Linked DNA regions of Homo sapiens: all the other regions are linked to region 2. The links are chromatin contacts, found by Hi-C or POLR2A ChIA-PET in ENCODE. All regions are on one chromosome and are shown on one strand. Each heading gives the region's core, a stretch centred on a gene start or an enhancer-like site at or near the end of the contact. The rest is flanking DNA. Distances are from core to core; before and after follow the strand shown.

Region 1 (3,439 bases), core at 132-2,631, 170 kb before region 2:
CAAAATTTTACATTTGCATTAAGGAAAAAACACGTTAGAAGAAAATGCACTTAAATAAATTGCTCTGTGTGATAGTATGATAGCTGATTATGTATTTATCCTCAATGCTTTCTGTACCTTCCTGTTGTTCTGAAGTTGTATTACTTTGATATTCATGGGGAAAAATAAGCTTTTCCAGTATGAAGGGCAAAAAGCACTGAGCCAAACCTGAAGCCATAGCTAAGGACAGGGCACATCTCCCCTGATGCAGCCCAGAGGCCCCTGGAGGGAGGTGCTGGGGGGTGAATAGAGACTAGGGGTGTCACTCCCTCCTAGGAGGACTGCAGGAGCACATGGGTAGCCAATGCTAAGGCCTCCTGCCCCCATGGGCCTAAGTAGCCCTGTCCACACTGGGGATCTGCCCGCTACCTCATAGCCTCAGGTAGATGTCTGGTCTCTCTTTGCAAATGTCCCCCGCAACCCATCACATTCATAAAGGCAACAAATTGGGGAAAACGAGAGGTCCTCTGTCTTTTTAGGGCTTCACCACTGCTGTTTTCCCAACTAAAGAAATATGTACATATGTTTAAGTATACTTTACCATGCGTAGAATGGGAAAAACAGAAGTTATTCTAGAGAACATCTCGCTCAACTCGTTTATTTTACTAATAAGAAAATAGAAACTATGGAGGTCAAGTGGCATACCCAGGGAAACAGAGCTAAGTGAGAACTAGGCTCCAGCAGAGATGATGCCCAGGGCCGGGCACCTCCTTTGTCAGCATGCAGGTATCATCAGACAAGGCCAAAACAGCACTGGGCGATGTGGGCTGAGCAGCCCTTGGCTTCGAAAACATGATTTTTTTATTATTTTTTGAGACGGAGTTTCACTCTTGTTGCCCAGAATGGAGTGCAAAGGTGCGATCTTGGCTCACCACAACCTCCACCTCCCGGGTTCAAGCATTTCTCCTGTCTCAGCCTCCTGAGTAGCTGGGATTACAGGCAGGCACCACCACGCCTGGCTAATTTTTGTATTTTTAGCAGAGACAGGGTTTCTCCACTTTGGTCATGCTGGTCTCAAACTCCCGACCTCAGGTGATCTGCCCGCTTCAGCCTCCCAAAGTGCTGGGATTACAGGCGTGAGCCACCGCGCCCGGCAGACATGACGTATTCTAAGCACTCCTCAAATTTACCTGTGGACAGCAAGAAGGCCTACAAGGCACCCCGTTTACGATATGCCACTTGGCTCCTTCAGGGCAGAGCTGCAGCAGCAGTCCTTGTTTCTCTGTGCCCCACATCCCCTCAGCATGTAAGACCACTTCTGCCCCACCCATTGCTGAATGGGACCTTCAGATGCTATCTTCTCCATAAAGCTTTCTATGACTCAGGCCGCATCATTTTGTGGTCAACTACTTTCACTATTATTGTGTTTATTCTCCCTAAACCAGCCAAGCAATCCCATTTGGTAATCGAAAGAGCAAGTAGCACTGGCTTGGTCATTTCCTTCACATAAACCTGACTGAACTGGATATATGGTAAGGATTTCCATCTTGTACATAAACACTTGTCCACCTCCGTGATTCACACAATTCCTTTTCCACTCTATCCCGGGCCCATGTCTCCATCCTGCCCCTGATGCTGGCTCTGCAGGCATTTTCTACATGGCTGTCTGTGTACATGCCGTGTGGTTAGTCTTAAATCAAGGGCTCCTAGAGTGCATAGGACATACCAGTTTATACTTTTTCTCATCAGGAATATGTGTAGCTGGAGGATTAAGAAATACATTTTCATGAGCTAGACAATAACAAAAATTAAATGGCAAAAGTCCTTGCTGTCCTTAGTAGCTAGGGAGCTTTAAAAATAAATACATAAGCACCTGTTTCCGTTTTTTTACTCCTACAGAAGCAGGGAAATTGCTGGAGAAAAAAAAAAAATGTAAGTCCATATATTCTGTACTGTGTCCCTTGGAAGAATAAAATTTTAAATGAGGTCATCAGGAAGTGCTTCCTAAATGTGAAGTTCACAGACTGAACTTTGAAGTTTAGCAATGGACTTCCCCTGAGCAAGGTCGGCTTATGCTATTGTTAGACCAGCAGCTGAGCCTCCCCCACCACGTCCTTCTACCTCTTGCAATTAAAGCACAGCCCAGGCAGGTTTTTCTTAAACAGGATTTTTCTTTATGTTGGTGCATATGCTGCTGTTATAATAGCAGGGACATTGTCCTCATTCCCAGCTCTTTCCTCCAAGTCAAAACATTTAGAATGACACCACCCAAAGAATAAGTCTTACTTGAGGCTTTGCAACCTCTAACCCTTCCCACCTCTAACCTTTTCCCATCTTTATCCCCGTTATCTTGGGTGCTTTCAGTTTTCAGAGACCAGCTTTCCAACAGGGCTAAATAACACTCTATGGTTTCTTTCCCCATCAGAAACCAAAGAACTCCCTGTTTCTCAGCCCTTGCCAGCAGAATCTGGTCACCCCTCTGCCCCTCAAAATTACACATCTTATACAACTAGCTCCTGTCCCTGCACCATTCCTGTCCCTTGTCCTTGATCCTGGTTTCCCAGTGGAACAGGAAAAAGGTTTTACAGAGGGTTTTTTGCCACCATCTCTTTGTTCCTCAGGAGATGATTAAGTTGTGCGTTAAGTGGGGAAAAAGTACATTAGGTCAACCCCAAAATCTGCCATCGATAACATCAGAGTATGTCCATGGCTTTATTAGTTTTCTAGTGAATATTTAAGAGAAAAAGGTGCTAGGTCATAGAACATTGAGAAGGCTATACATCTCCCCTTGGCTATAGGTGCAATACATTCCAAGAGGGAGAGATGGTAGTCATGCCTCCTATTTTTTTAGGTGAGGTATGTATTTTGTAGTTCTGCTGGGACAAAAACAGCTTTCAGTCATTGAAAACCAAAGGCCCAGTGGACATCAGGAGGAGATGGCCTCCCTCACTGCAAGACGACCTCTGGGTCAAAGCCTAGTGAAACTTTGGCTTTTCCCAGCAAGCAGGAAGTGACATAGACAGTGTCTTTTTAGAGACCTCACTTTGGAGAATGCTCAGTGAGGGGCAAACATTTGCTGGTGACATTGTAGTTCTGTCCTTTGCTAAGCTTGAGTGAAAATCTTTTGGAGAATCGACTTTTTTCTTTCTTTTTTTTTTTTGATGTCCCTTAGAGAGCTCACAATAAATAAATAAATCAAAACAAAGCTAAAAGTTCATAAAAAAGTCTCAGGCATGGTCCAGATTTTCAGGAAACCAGCAGTTTCTGGAGGAAGTCCCACCCGCTCCTGAAAACAGAAAAAATAAACGAGAGAGAGTCCACCAGCAAACAGGTGTTTAGTCTTCTCTGGAGTCATATTAAGCAATTTTTACATTTATGGAAAAGCAAACACTCCCCCCACATAGGGTGTGGCCCACACTGGGATTGAAAATCAGCCTCGTGCTCTGCACCGTGTTCTGGT
Region 2 (3,339 bases), core at 539-3,038:
GGGATGATGAAAAAGTTTGCAAATGAAGAGTGAATGTAATTGATTACATTCACATTCAACATTGTACCTATAATTAATGTCACAGAACTGTACATTTAAAATCAGTTTAAAATGGCACACTTTATGCTATATATATTTTACTAAAATAAGAAATAATTTCATAGTAACTTTATTCACATTAGCCCAAATCCAAGGTATTCATGATAGGAGAGTAGATGTACAAACTAGGACATATTCATACAACGTAATAGTACTCAGCAATAAAAAGGAGTATAATACTAAAGATGAATCTCAAAGCTGTATACTGAGTTAAACAGCCTTCCACAGAAGGGTATAAACTGTATACTTTCACTTATATGAAGACAAAGCCAATGTAGAGTGAAATAAATCAGATAGTGGTTGCCTCTGAGGGTGTGTTGGGACAGAGCCTGATTGGGAAGGGTGATAAAAGAAAGTTCCGGGGTGACAGAAATGTCCTGTATCTTGATAGGTAGTTTACAAAGGTAAATGCATCTGTCAAAACTCATCAAATGATGCACTTAAAATTTGTGCATTTCACTTATGCAGAAAACAGAAAAAGAACTATAAACAATATTGAACTCTAGTTAATGATTTGCAGACTAAAATGTTTAGGTGTGAAGTATACTGATGGCTGCAACTTACTTTAAATTGCAATAAAACATGAATTGAGAGATGGCAAGATTAAGAAATAACGAGATAAAGGGAATACAGCAAAGTGTTAGCAATAGTAAAATGCAGGTGGTGGGTATGTCAGTAATCACTATAGAATTCTTTCAAGTTGTCTGAATGTTTGAAAATGTTCATAACAAAACGTTAGGAAAATATACATACCAACAAAACAGTTGTTTCTCTTCTTCTCAAGAACTTGGCTTATATTTCTAATACTACAGAGTGAGAATTTATTGTTGTTAAGTTTGTCCCCAGATGTTGCTCTTGCATACATGATGTAATTGCCATTTTCTTTTTGACCCAAATTCTTAGATTCTCCTGGTGTGCACTCTGTTCCAGAATCATGCTGTCAAAAAGAATATAAAGTTACATAAACAGGAAGTAAAATAAGGTTTTCAGGTCAACTGATTAAACGTAATGTTCTCATCAGGAAAACAATGGAAGCTTGTGGACTCTCCTTTAAAAAGGATCTTACAATTGTTTTACACCTTGAGTAGGAAAAGAATTTGCTCTTTTAGGGGTCACTGTCTTAGAAAAGGAGGAAAATCAGTGGAGGTCTAGCCATAACAATTTATAGCTTTGTAAGCAGGGACTAGAATTGAGGACAGACTGTCATAAAAGTCTATTAAAAATAAGCTCACATACTTTTAAAACTAGTAACAGTAAAATAAACTACTTTAAAACTACTAAATAGTCTCTAACACATATGTTAAATTACATGTTATGAATAGTTCAGAGAAGACAGAGGTGGGGAAAGACAAAAGAATCAAGAGACTGACATGGGGCTAAATACACACAGAACAGGAATCTAAGACAGCTAACTTAATAGCCAATATATAGGAAAGGTAAGTAAAAATGCTGACTAGGAACAGAAACACAATGATATATTTTTAAATGAAAAATGGTAAAAGCCTAGAGATAAAACCAAAATACTGCTTTGCCAAATAAACAGAGTTCTGTGTACACGTAACATATAAATGCACATAAGTGGTGTTCGGTTTTGATAAATTTTATTGAAGAGTCAGATACATACAGCATAGCTCCCTGAATTTTCTCAAAGTAATGCTTATGAGACCAAGCAACAGAACACTACTACCAGATCCCAGCAGCCCCTACCATCCTGGGGATATGCACTAAAACAACCCTCACAATGCCCCTCAAACAATTCAGAACACATCAGAAGGGGCAAAAAACACTGGACACTAGAGTAATTGTGCTATTTAATTAAAATCTTGTTTTAAATACCCAACAACCCCACTCTCAAGAAAGAAAAAGACTGCCCAAGGACGTTCTGTTTTTTCCTAGAGCCCAACTAAGTTACTTTCATTTTCTATTCCCTCTTCTGAGGCAACTGTTAAATTAAAAAATGTGTCCTCTACTATCACCTTTATTCTTCCTGATACCTCTTGCCTTTCTTCTGAATCTAGATGCAGCATTTAGCAACTCTATACTATTCACCAATATTATCTTGCTTTATGTTTTCAACCTATAAAATTCAACTCAGTTTCTGAAAAAGGTGTAGCACTAGAATTATTCTCAGCATTAGAGTTTTAGAAAGGAAAGAAAAAAATCCCAATTCTGTATAACTCTTGATGTCATCACAGAATATCTTGCCACTTTTCAATTCAGTAAATATTAATGAATGTCCAGTGCTATAAAAGGAGGCACTAAAATATAAAAATATAAAGATGAGAAAAGTATTATCCCTAGCCTTCAAGGCACTTACCTTCTATTTTTAAATGATAGCAAATCTTGACATAACTGCTTAGTCTGACTTGCTGCTGCATAAATCCATTACAGATATTGCTAGTCAATTATTATTTTACTAGGCCAGGAGATATTACAATAGATCACCATTAACAGGAATAGAAGGGGAAACAGGTTGTAAGCAAGCATGCCAGCTATTTGCCATCCTCAGATAACGAATAAAACAAGCACATGAATAAGCAAAACACAAAACAGAACATAAAGGCCATCTTGACTGGACTCGCACAAGTATTCAGAGTTCAAATCAAGAGAAGCGTTTCACTAAGAAACTATAATCTTTGTGACAAGAAAACAGAAAAATTTGTCTAACTATAAGAAAGAAAATTAAGAAAACAAAAATGCATAAATAAAAATTCAATCATAATCTACCATGCACTATAACTATTAAAATTTTGATCTATTTCCTATCTGACTTATATCTAGCTGTATCACATTTTAATTTAAAATTTGGACTATACCATGTGTACAGTTATAACTTTTTTTTTTGAGACAGAGTCTCACTCTGTCCCCCAGGCTGGAGTGTAGTGGCGTGATCCTGGCTCACTGCAACCTTGGACTCAAGTCATCCTCCCCGACCTTAGCTTCTCGAGTAGCTGGGACTACAGGTGCAGTCCAGCACACCCAGCTAATTGTTTTTGTGTGTATTTTTGGTAGAGACGGGGTTTCGCCATGTTGCCCAGGCTGGTCTCGAACTCCTGGGCTCAAGCAATCTGCCCACCTCGGCCTCCCAAAGTGCTGGGATTACAGGTGTGAGTCACCACAGCTACCCTCCATGTGTACAGTTATACACACCTTTCTTTCAGCTTAACAGTATAAAATGAGCACTGCAAAACTTGGTATTTAAATGACTGCAGAGCATTCCGTGGTATTTTCATACTGTAG
Region 3 (3,025 bases), core at 288-2,787, 150 kb before region 2:
AGCCTGACCAACATGGTGAAACCCTGTCTCTACCAAAACATACAAAAGTTAGCCAAGTGTGGTAGCATGCGCCTGTAATCCCAACTACTCAGGAAGCTGAGGCATGCGAATCACTTGATCCTGGGAGATGGAGGTTGCAGTGAGCCAAGATCCTGTCACTGCACTCCAGCCTGGGCAAGAGAGTGAGACTCTTGTCTCAAAAAAAAAAAAAAAAAATCTTGCCCCTTCCCTCAAGGGGCTCACAGCCTGTGGGAGAGGGAAAATAGATATAATTATATTTAAAGAATTATAAAACAAATTGTATAAATTTAAAATTATAATTAAATCATTGTAATAATTTAGATCAGAAAAAATAAAGGCAAGTAAGTGCCAGGCATGGGGCTAAGCATTGTACTCACCCACTGTATTCCATGTTGTCTTCACAACGGCCTTATGAGGTTTGCTAGTATTGCCCCCATTTTACCAAGAAACTGAGGCTTAGAGCATTCAAGCTAGCCAAGGGCTAAGCCATGACTCAAACCCAGGTGTGTCTGACTACGGCTGTTACTAAGAGGGGAAGGGAATCATCTGAACTTGGGTTTCACTCAGAAAGGGGCATGGTTTTGTTAACTTTGAAAACACTACCACCCTACCCTCTAGCACTGGCAGAGGGGAGCTGGACGCCTGGACAGCTGGGGAGGGGGAGGACGGCAGCCAGAAGCAACAGCCTCTGCAGTCCCAGCAGCTGGGACCTCATGCCTCAACCAAGGATCAGCACTGGGTATTGGCTCAGAGTAGTGAAGGCTGCTGGGGGCCTGTGTTTCCTGCATTTCCTATGTTTATGCTGCCAGGGTGGGTTTTATGTGACCAGAGAGAAGCAGGGAAAATTGCTGAGAAGTCAGAGATCTGCCAGGGAATCAGTGATGAGCCCCAGGAAATGCTTTTTGTCTAAAAATATGCCATTTCCGAAAGGAAAACAGTCATTAGAGGGTGTGAGAAGCCCTCGTGGTGAGGAAAGCAAAACTGTAAGACTCAATGGGAGGCCAGTGGAACAACAGAGAAGCCCATTACCCACCCACTTCCTGTGCGATTAACAAGACGTTTGGAGGATGAAAGGCAAGCAGACAAAATGACAACCCACAGACACAACTCCAGGGGAAATGTCTGGGGACAGCATAGGAAGACGCAGCAGGGAGGTAGGAGGAGAAAAAACTGCTCCAGTTAATATCTTTCTGGCATCGGCTGGTTCAGCTATAGATTTGGCTAAAATTACCTGTGTACTTACTAGACGCCAGGCAGTTAGGGGGCTTTGCTTAAATCACTCTCCTGCATTCTTCACACAGCACTTGATGAAGGAGGAAAGTGAGTCTTGGAGGTTAAGTGACTTGTCCAAGGTTACACAGCTGGGAAGGGAGAAAGACATGGCTCCATCCCAGGTTCCCTGATCCCAAATCTCCCCCTCATTGCAATGTACCAAGCTGCCTCCAATAAGATCAAGAGTCTTGACGATCCCCAAGCTAGTCCACTCAGTCCAGTTTTCCTGCCAGACTATAGCTGTTTTGCATTCCTTATCTTGTGTTGAAGCAAACCAGGTAAGGAAACTCCCCACCTTTTTTATTAATGACTCATTTTCAGCCAAAACACATTGCAGCCACATCAGGTACATGTGCCCACTCAGCAAAGACGTACTGTGAGAAAGTAACATCTAAGTTACTTGGTCCAAAGCCCTTCTACATCAATCATCAAGCAACCAACCCTCCTTTGCTGAAATCTCCAGGGGACTAGGCCCTTTGGTGGGGGAAGAGGGGACGGTTTCTTCAGGGGCATCTCACCCCTGGGAAGTGCATCCTCTCTGCTGGGGGCAGTAAAAAGGCTTTACGTGGGCCACTGTGGCTCATGCCTGTAATCCCAACACTTTGGGGGCCCAAGCAGGGTGATTCACTTGAGCCCAGAAGTTTGAGACCAGCCGGGCAATATAAAGAGACCCCATCTCCACAAAAAAATACAAAATTTAGCTGGGCTTGATGGTCCCACCTGTGGTCCCACTTACTTACTTGGGAGGCTGAGGCAAGAGGATCAGAAGGTCAAGGCTGCAGTGAGCCATGATTGCACCACTGCACTCAAACCTAGGCAACAGAGCTAGACCCTGTCTCAGGAAAAAAAAAAAAAAAAAAAGAGGCTTTTCACGAATTTCACATTCCACCCTCCACCATCTTTGATGTAGGTAATTTATCAGCATTTTGTAGAGGAGGAAACAAGGTCTCCCCTACGTTGAGCCCAAATCAGTTTGACCTTGGGGAACACAGTGAGCATCCCTGCGTGGAGGTACGCAGGATCCCTGAGGGTGACAACCTTCGAGGTCGTTCCCTGGCCTCTCTGCCCAGGGTGAGCATCCTCAGAGACCTCAGCTCTCCTCTCAGCATGCAATTCTCCTCCACTCATGGCCCTCCCAGCTGCCCCTGGCTTCTCAAAGCTACTCCTGCATGGAGGCAAGTACAACTAGCCAATGAGCCTCCTGACCTGCCCCATCCCAGAGAGCAACTGCTGCTAGGTCCTCGTGGATTCTGGGCCTCTGTCCAGTGACCAAAGGAGAGGACACATCTCCAGCTACCATCCCTCCACCTATTTTCTAAGGAAACCAATGAGTTCTCAAATGCCACCTGTGGTGGCCCCTTCTCAGCCCTCACCCTGAGAGGCCTTCCCCAAGTCAGAATTTCCCACAGGGGAAGTTACTGTGGGCTTCTCTCTCCTTCCCCCACCTCATGTGGTCAGGAAGTCCAGCTGGCTTTTTCTCCTGTCTGTCTCTCAAATGTGTCCCCTGGCTCCCCTCCATTGCCACTGCCCTCTTCAGTGTCTGGCCTGTGCTCCCACAACAACAGGCTTGAAGCTGGCTGCCCTCTCCCCTCCATCTTCCACACCATAATCCAGGTGATCCTTCTAAGAGGCAAAGGTAATCATGTTTCTTCCCTGCTCAAGATCTGTCAAAAGATTCTGTGGCCTCCATAGAAAAGGCAGACAGCCCGGCCACCCAGGCCCTTCACCATCT

What was found. A loop is a pair of places that touch in the nucleus more often than their neighbours do. ChIA-PET counts read pairs that join two places held with the same protein, here RNA polymerase II (POLR2A). Pooled maps may share reads with other maps.
Region 1: a map of naive thymus-derived CD4-positive, alpha-beta T cell shows a loop between it and region 2 (2.7-fold over the local background). The contact joins two enhancer-like sites. A Hi-C loop is called at or near these places in 6 of 168 maps with a recorded cell type or tissue (heart left ventricle, left cardiac atrium, mammary epithelial cell and 1 more), 1 of 37 single-sample maps with no recorded cell type and 7 of 50 pooled maps. POLR2A ChIA-PET finds 5 or more read pairs at or near these places in 1 of 52 experiments (Caco-2).
Region 3: a loop to region 2 is called in a pooled map, with 2.0 times the contacts of the local background. The contact joins two enhancer-like sites. A Hi-C loop is called at or near these places in 2 of 168 maps with a recorded cell type or tissue (PC-9 and natural killer cell) and 3 of 50 pooled maps. POLR2A ChIA-PET finds 5 or more read pairs at or near these places in 4 of 52 experiments (Caco-2, OCI-LY7, WTC11 and 1 more).

The regions. Positions count from the first base shown.
Region 1 is chr15:58,456,275-58,459,713 of GRCh38, forward strand. The region is part of intron 1 of LIPC (lipase C, hepatic type); the gene reads left to right. All of the region lies in intron 2 of LIPC-AS1 (LIPC antisense RNA 1), which reads right to left. Among named protein-coding and RNA genes, the nearest start is that of LIPC, 26 kb to the left of the region's middle. RefSeq lists a silencer at 1,984-2,043. Within about 2 kb of position 1,382, at least 6 of the 41 ENCODE cell types and tissues checked have a DNase peak (open chromatin) inside an H3K27ac peak, as active enhancers do.
Region 2 is chr15:58,626,848-58,630,186 of GRCh38, forward strand. It overlaps ADAM10 (ADAM metallopeptidase domain 10), which reads right to left. Exons shown (of 16, transcript NM_001110.4): 10 at 853-1,036. Among named protein-coding and RNA genes, the nearest start is that of ADAM10, 120 kb to the right of the region's middle. Within about 2 kb of position 1,789, at least 5 of the 41 ENCODE cell types and tissues checked have a DNase peak (open chromatin) inside an H3K27ac peak, as active enhancers do; they include natural killer cell, where a contact is called at or near this core.
Region 3 is chr15:58,472,379-58,475,403 of GRCh38, forward strand. The region is part of intron 1 of LIPC (lipase C, hepatic type); the gene reads left to right. All of the region lies in intron 2 of LIPC-AS1 (LIPC antisense RNA 1), which reads right to left. Among named protein-coding and RNA genes, the nearest start is that of LIPC-AS1, 25 kb to the right of the region's middle. Within about 2 kb of position 1,538, at least 10 of the 41 ENCODE cell types and tissues checked have a DNase peak (open chromatin) inside an H3K27ac peak, as active enhancers do; they include natural killer cell, where a contact is called at or near this core.